2 separate regions of the Homo sapiens genome follow, and region 2 is linked to region 1. A link is a loop called in an ENCODE intact Hi-C map of the cell type or tissue named here. Cell type or tissue: heart left ventricle. All regions are shown on one strand. Links, peaks and the distances in the headings refer to the core of each region. The heading gives the core; the rest is flanking DNA.

The links. A loop is a pair of places that touch in the nucleus more often than their neighbours do. Peaks named below come from ENCODE experiments on the same cell type or tissue, not always from the same donor. Only the 100,000 strongest peaks of a DNase experiment are listed, where the experiment ranks them.
Region 2: it touches region 1 in a loop (2.2-fold over the local background); 1 of 110 quality-filtered maps calls a loop at or near these places.

What each region holds. Positions count from the first base shown.
Region 1 is chr1:231,851,765-231,855,537 of GRCh38, reverse strand. All of the region lies in intron 9 of DISC1 (DISC1 scaffold protein), which reads right to left. All of the region lies in intron 12 of TSNAX-DISC1 (TSNAX-DISC1 readthrough (NMD candidate)), which reads right to left. Among named protein-coding and RNA genes, the nearest start is that of DISC2, 35 kb to the right of the region's middle. In heart left ventricle, for the core only: no CTCF peak of the experiment used is centred there; a DNase peak (open chromatin) is centred at 1,737; H3K27ac peaks cover 296 bases.
Region 2 is chr1:232,551,585-232,555,357 of GRCh38, reverse strand. The region is part of intron 2 of SIPA1L2 (signal induced proliferation associated 1 like 2); the gene reads left to right. Among named protein-coding and RNA genes, the nearest start is that of SIPA1L2, 77 kb to the left of the region's middle. RefSeq lists a silencer at 1-75 and enhancers at 3,165-3,692, 3,693-3,773. In heart left ventricle, for the core only: no CTCF peak of the experiment used is centred there; a DNase peak (open chromatin) is centred at 1,777; H3K4me3 peaks cover 791 bases; H3K27ac peaks cover 2,017 bases.

The sequences.
Region 1 (3,773 bases), core at 596-3,095:
GGGACTACTTCATGAAGAGAGTTCAAAAAGAGAAGTGGGATTTCAAGTTTGGGAAGGAGGATTGTTATTTGTGTGTTTGTCTTAATGGAAATTAAGTTTAACTGCTTGCATCAAATGGGGAACATTCTATCACTGTGGATGAAATAACTTGAGCTCATTTATGGAAAGTTATTTTTGTCTTTTTAATGTACTGTTTAATTGACAAAAATTGTATGTATTATATATATAACATGTTATTTTGAAATATACATATGTTATATAGAAAGTTATTTATGAGACACTCTTGTGATTCTTTACAGTACAGTGTAAAGTGAACAAAGACACTTAGAATAAGGTGTAAGTTTTCAAAAGTGTCATTCACAAATTTAAAGATTCACAAAGGACGCTGCATCAACATTGAAAACCAAAATTTTCTTCAACTTTTTAAACTTCTTTTATACTTCCACTAAATAAATTTCTTTCCTTACCTAGAATTTCTTATTTTTCATTTGATATTTCCTCACATTAAAGAATTATTGTAGGGGCCAGGCACAGTGGCTCATGTCTGTAATCCCAGCACTTTGGGAGGCTGAGGAAGGTGGATCACTTGAGGTCAGGAGTTTTAGACCAGTCTGGTCAACATGGTAAAACCCCATCTCTACTAAGAATACAAAATTAGCCAGGCATGGTGGCGGGCACCTGTAATCCCAGCTACTCCGGAGGCTGAGGCAGGAGAATTGCTTGAACTCGGGAGGCAGAGGTTGCAGTGAGCAAGATCGTACCACTGCACTCCAGACTGGGCGACAGAGTGAGACTCCATCTCAAAAAAAAAAAAAAAAAGAATTATTTTAGTTCCTTAGTTTCTTGTATCACATACCTCCAAGTACAGGGTGATACACTACACACCACATAGGAGAGACATAACTTTGAAGTCTAGGATACAAACTTGAATCTTTTCAGAACATAACAACTAGAGGAGGCCTTGCAAAGATTTAACAGCAGGAGGAGAGGCTGACAGCAGGAAGAGCACATGAGAATTCATAGTTATAGCTAAGTGTTTTATTAGAAGGTTTACATATACTGCTCTACCTTTTATATAAAAGAACTATATGGAAATGGATATTAGTAGGTATATTTGCCAGGAGTTTTTCACATATTACACATATTTAACAATTTAACAGGCATTTTACTTTTTAAAAGTTTTACAGTTCTATATATCACATCTATCATATTTCATATTATCACATATATCACTTCAGTTGTCCCTCAGAATGACTAGAATAGGATTTCATGCTCACTTTATAGATGAGGAATTTGAGGCTCAGAGAGAAAAAAATTAGAATGACTTACCCACAATCGCTTAGTAAGAGGTCAGCCGGGATTAAAACTCAGGCCCACCAGACAACAAAGCCCCAGCAGAAGCTAGCCTCATGTTGTTGATTTATGTATTTGTGAGTTGGTTATCAGCCCCAGGGTCATCGTGACCCAAGAATCCCCTTGGGCCGCCCTAGACTGACCACCCCACCCAGGTGGGTGAGCAGCTTGGCCCTTCGTCTAGGAGATTGCTACACTCATCTCAATCCTGTGCAGTAAACAACAGATTATTATTGTCAGTTTAGCTGCTAAAGGAGGTTGTTTAGGGTGGTATTTCCAGTCTCATTAGGGCCACTGGGACTCCCCAAACTTAAGTTCAACCACAAATTCAGGGATACAGGCACTGGAGATGCCAAGTCTGCAGCGAGCCAGGACAAGGCAGCTGCTGTATCTTGGCCCTGGGTCAACCCTGGAGCCTATCTGTAGCCTGTCTTCAGCCTAGTTGAGCCTACTGCTCTGTGTGGCAAGTTCCTCACCAGTCAGCCCTTAAAACAAGAAGCCAGTACCTTCCTCACCAGTCAGCCCTTAAAACAAGAAGCCAGTACCTGTTCCCATTCCACCCTCTCAGTTCGGAAGAACTTTAATGCTAGTACAGTCATGTACCACTTAACCACATTTTAATCAGCAATAGACCATGTATGTGATGGTGGTCCCCTAAGATTATAATGCCACATTTTTACTGTACCTTTTCTGTTTAGATATGTTCAGATACACAAATACTTACAGTGTGACAATTGCCTACAGTATTCAGGACAGTCACATCTGCACAGCTTTGTAGCCTAGGAGCAATAGGCTGCACCACGTAGCCTGGGTGTGGAGTAGTAGGGTGCACCATCTAGGTTTGTGTAAGTACACTCTATGACGTTCACACAATGGCAAAATTGCCTAACGATGCATTTCTCATAACGTATCCCCAACATTAAATGATGTAGGACTGTATTTGATTATTTTGTTTCTACAAATATTATTCTCTTCAGTCCTTTTTTAAAGGATAATGGTAGTTTATTAAGGTCTAAATACCTCCAGAAAGAATGCTAAAGGCAAATATCAGCAAAGATGTCTAGCAGGGCTTCAATGCATCCTCAAGCAGTGTTACTCTTAAAAGCAGAAAAGAGTAGAATGCATTTGGTTCTGTTTAAAAATCAGATCCAGAGGGCATTTCCTAACTGCAGTCTAATATTTTAGAGCTGCTATAAGGTCAAATATTGGGCCCAAATCCATAGCTATGTGGCATAAACCCTTGTAAATGACAAGATGAAATTTGTAAAGAAACAAGATGAAACAGTAAAGAAACTTCAACTTAGTTACAATTCTATTTCTTTTTCATGTTAAAAACAAAAATCCCTGACTTCTTTCTACTCAATATCATTTACAGTCTGACCAGTGCTTCTCCACCATCTCTCTCCCCAACTTCATCCCATATGGAAGATGGAATTGGCACCCATCTTCATTATTACAAAGCTGATGCATTTAGCCCTTGATAACAATGCCAGTTTAGGCAGAGAGGGAACCTCAATTGCAAAATAATTATGGCTGGTTGAAACTGTGAAGCCTGAGGAATCAGAGAATTAATTAGCCACTCCTGCCCTGACTTAAGACCAGGTGCGCATGTGCCCCAAATGTTGCTATATGAATGCTTTACAAAATATTAGGAAAGTTAATGATCCTGACTGTCTCTTGGGTTAAGAGTAATGTGTTTAAGAAAGATGCATAGAAAAGCTGCGTCTGATTTTACATCCTTCGTACCCTTGCTGTGCTCACCCCTGTGAGTAGTTCTCCTATATCACCTTTACTTAGCAATGCAAAGGGAAGTGAAACCAATGAATAGTTTTGGAGCATTCCACATCTAAAACCTGAGATAAATAAGCTCTGAAATAAAGATTCAGAATAATTGAATCAATGAGCGACTCCAAATGTCACCTTCAGATATTCTGAAATGAGATATTCCTCATCTATTACAGAGGAAAAGTAAAATCGATTGAAATTTGTTTTTGTCAGTCAGGCCTTTGGAGACGAGCCGACTGGTGTTTAATCCCATGCTACCCCTCGCTGGCTGTGTGATCTCGAGCAAGTTACCAAACCTTTCAAAGCCTCCATTCCACGACTGAAAAATAGGAAGAGCAACATCCCTCCCTCACAGTGCTGTTCCTGCTGTAGCAGTAGAAGGTCCTGGACAGGTCCCATACCTCACAGCAGCCAGACCTCCTCCTAAGCACCCTCTCCCATGAAGGAGAGTGTGTGAGCCCTTGGTAAACCTCTCACCTTGTGCACCAAAGCTGTCCAGGTTAACACTTTGCTCCCTCCTTTCCAAAGACAAGGTCCCAATTTTATATTCTAAGCCTTTTGTAAAACAGAGGTTCAGAAGAGTGGGGAACTCTGCCTCCTCAAATGCTCATTCTTCCGCCGGCCCATGAGTGCCG
Region 2 (3,773 bases), core at 481-2,980, 700 kb before region 1:
GTTGGCTTTAGGGGGGCAAAGCATGGCATTGTAAATAGAATTACATTCAGACTTGGCTCCACAAATACCTGCTCTCCCACTCTGGCTTCAGATTACCGGTGGAGGTGAATTGTTGAGTCTGAAAACTTTTCTCTGTTTAATTTTGGGCATGGGAGTAGTGCAGCTGAAAGATAAATAATGTTTGGGTGGTTTCATTTGTTCGAAAGAAGAGTCACTTGTTTTCTCAGAACTGCTGAGATTAGTGATGTGATTTAGAACCTAGAAGTTTTTCACATGTTTGTATTGTAACTGATTTTAAAGTAAAAGCATCTGCCAAAATTGAATAATTAATGTCCATAAGTTTGTAAACTCAATTTCTTGTTTATTTGCTTTTATTCCATGGACAGTTATTGTAAGGAAGCAAGCTAAATACTTCACGGAGAGAAAGGGACATTTAATTTTGCTAATTACAGACACAAATGTATGATGTGCAGATTCTTTCACTTAGAAATTCATTGTTGGAAGTTATTTCCTTATTGTTATTTTGATAAAAAATAATTGTACCCCTTTTAGCCTGTTAGATAAAATTAAACCAAGAAACTCCGTGGAATGCCTGGGAACAACACCCAACTTGCCAGCACAACAGCTGCAAGGCCAGGGCACACACCAAACACGGCTGATGCAGATCCCATTTCTAGAAAGAAAACATCAGCACGTGTGTGACAGTGTCAAGATATGTGTGCATAACATAAATATTGCTCTCTAGTTAAAATAAGTCGTCGTTTCATTCTTCGTGACACCAGTGTTGTTGCAAAAGCAAACTGAAGGGAAATCTACATGGTATCCTGAGAAAGACTAAAGGGAACTATTTTTAGGGTAGCATTGTGGAAAGACTTTTCCTGTTGAAGGCTTTGGAATTTGAGAGGCTGGATAAAGTAAGTTTGTTAAAACTAGGACTTTAAATGTAAATATTTTATTTCATAATCCCTTCTTTTAGCACAGCCACTTCACCATATCCTTTCCTGTAGGAGCCCTTCTTCTTTGTATTGTGTCCTGTTATTGAAGTTTCAGACTGTCCAGCCACTGATCTGCTATGTCTCTCCTATAGATTGTTCTCCATTTGTCCTTCTCTTCTGGTTTGCTCTGATGACTGCATTTAAATAATTCTAGTGCTTGTTAACATTTATCTCTGAGAGAGACAGACAGGAGATGAAGATAGAAATTTAAAACCAAATGTATCCATTTTGATTCTTAATAGTTACTCTGGTGGAAAAAATAACTTTTTAGAGATTGAAACCAGTGTTGTGGACAGATTTGTATGTTAATCTTGCCTCCTGCAGTAGTTTATAAATGTCCTGGATGGAGTCAGGGCTCATGCCTTAGGTATTTCTCATTGCCTACCATGGGGCCTTGCTGCTTGGTAACTTCTTAATGCTTAAATGAAAGAATGAACATGGGTTATCAGAATTTTCATTGTGTTGATGGCTTTTATGTTCTTTATGAGAAAGTTTTTGTTGATCACTTACAGATGGCTCACCTCTGTAATGAATATAAATATGTGTTTGTACTCTTGGAATTTGTCTGATAATGGAGATAAATATTCACAAATTACAGAAAAGACCAATTTTTAAAATGAGTTTTATGGTAGAAGAGGATTTAGACATGTATTTTATAAGGAGAAGAAAACATTAAATGGACGCTCAGGGGTAAGAGTATAAATATAGGAGACAGTCGAGCAGCTAACTCCTCTATCTAAATCCTGTGCTGGCTCCTTGCCTCCTGGCAGCCTGGCCACTTTCCACGTGTAGCTGAGGCCAGAGACAACGTGTCACATAGTGATATGGACAAGAGACAGGAAACAGGGAAATACTGGGTAGAAGAGGGCAGTTCTCCAACAAAGGCCCCACCCCCAAGCCTGGAAATCCACGGCCCTAAGTGGGAACAGGCATTCCCGTTTTCATGCCCAAATGTTGTCTTTTGGCCCACTACGCCCCCCCGTCCTGTACCCATATAAACCCCAAACCCCAGGCTCCATGAGCAGACGGGCAGATGAACAGAAGAGAGAAGGGCAGCAGAACAGTGCAGCAGAGAAGGAGAGACGAGGAGGAGCATCTGAATATCCAGAGAAGTTCGACTAGGGACAGTTGGGGAGGAGATCAGCCACTGGATGGCCAAACTCCAGGGGAAGATGATCCTCCCACTCTACCTCCTCTCCAGCTCCTCATCCATCCTGCTGAGAGCCACCTCCACCACTCGGTAAAACCCCTGAATTCACCATCCTTCAAGTCTGTGTGTGACCTGATGCTTCCTGGACTCCAGACAAGAACCCGAGTACCAAGAGGGCACTGAGCTGGTTAACACTTAGGCCGTCTGCAGATGGCAGAGCTAAAAGCATGCCCACTGGGGCTTTGGGAGTCGCAGGCACCCACCCCTAGATGCAGCTGTGTGGCTGGAGCCCAAAAGATCTCCCCCTGGTTCCTGCACCTGCCTGTGTGCATGCTCCCCCTCCATAAGGGGTGCCACCCCCCGTTGTACATTCAGTGAAGGGGGTCAGGGAAGTCTTCTGTTTCAATTGTAGTGGCCATTTTATGGTGTTAAAATACAGGAATCTGCTTTTTTATTTCATGAATGTTATTTCTTTCTCTTATACTATATTTGCTAGATATAATCCATTCACTTAAGCATTCTTTGATTCAACAGATACTTATTGGCTGTGTGTGGTGGTTCATGCCCATAATCCCAACATTTTGGAAGGCTGAGGTGGAAGGATCACTTGAGCCCAGGAGTTCAAGACCAACCTGGGCAACAGAGCAAGACCCCAGCTCTACAAAAAATACAAAATTAACCCGATGTGATGGCATATGCCTGTAGTCCTAGCTGCTTGGGAGGCTGAGGCAGAAGGATCCCTTGAGCCTCAGCTATGATTGCACCACTGTGCTCCAGCCAACCCTTTCTCTGAAAAAGAAACAAGCAGAAAACGAATATTTACTAATTACTTAGTCTGTGTCAGGCAAGTTACCAGTTCCATAAGTCAGTGAGAGCTACCAATCTCCTGATTTCAACCTTTTACCTAAGAATTAAGAAAATTCTGTAATGCCAGGTAAAGGCAGTATATAAGCATATTGTTATCAGTATTAATAAAAGGTGATATTTAATCACCGGTTGCTCTTTGTGAGGCACTGGACACTAAATATTTGATATAAATCTAACCCTCTCTGGCTTAAAAACTTACTATTCTCAGCCGGGTGTGGTGGCTCACGCCTGTAATCCCAGCACTTTGGGAGGCCGAGGTGGGTGGATCGCCTGAGGTCAGGAATTCGAGACCAGCCTGGCCAACATGGTGAAACCCTGTCTCTACTAAAAATACAAAAATTAGCCAGGCGTGGGGGCGGGCGCCTGTAATCTCAGCTACTTAGGAGGCTGAGGCAGGAGAATCGCTTAAACCCAGGAGGCAGAGGTTGCAGTGAGCCGAGATCGCACCATTGCACTCCAGCCTGGGGTACAAGAGCGAGACTTCTTCTCATGGGGAAAATAAATAAATAAAAAATAACCTTATTGTTCTCATGGAAAAGTTAAAATTCCTTGGCCTGGCTTTTAAGGCTCAACTCATCAGCTAAACTATCACTCCGGCTGTAGCTTTTTAAAAGGCTTTTACAGTTCACAGGAATCTGAATCATTTGCTCCAGCGCAACCCTTCCGCCCTCCTGCTCTCTGGGGCTGTGGGCAGCCTGGAGCGCTCTGTCTGCGGAGGCTGGAGGGTCTTTCCAGGCCTTCTTCTCACCTCCCCCACTGGG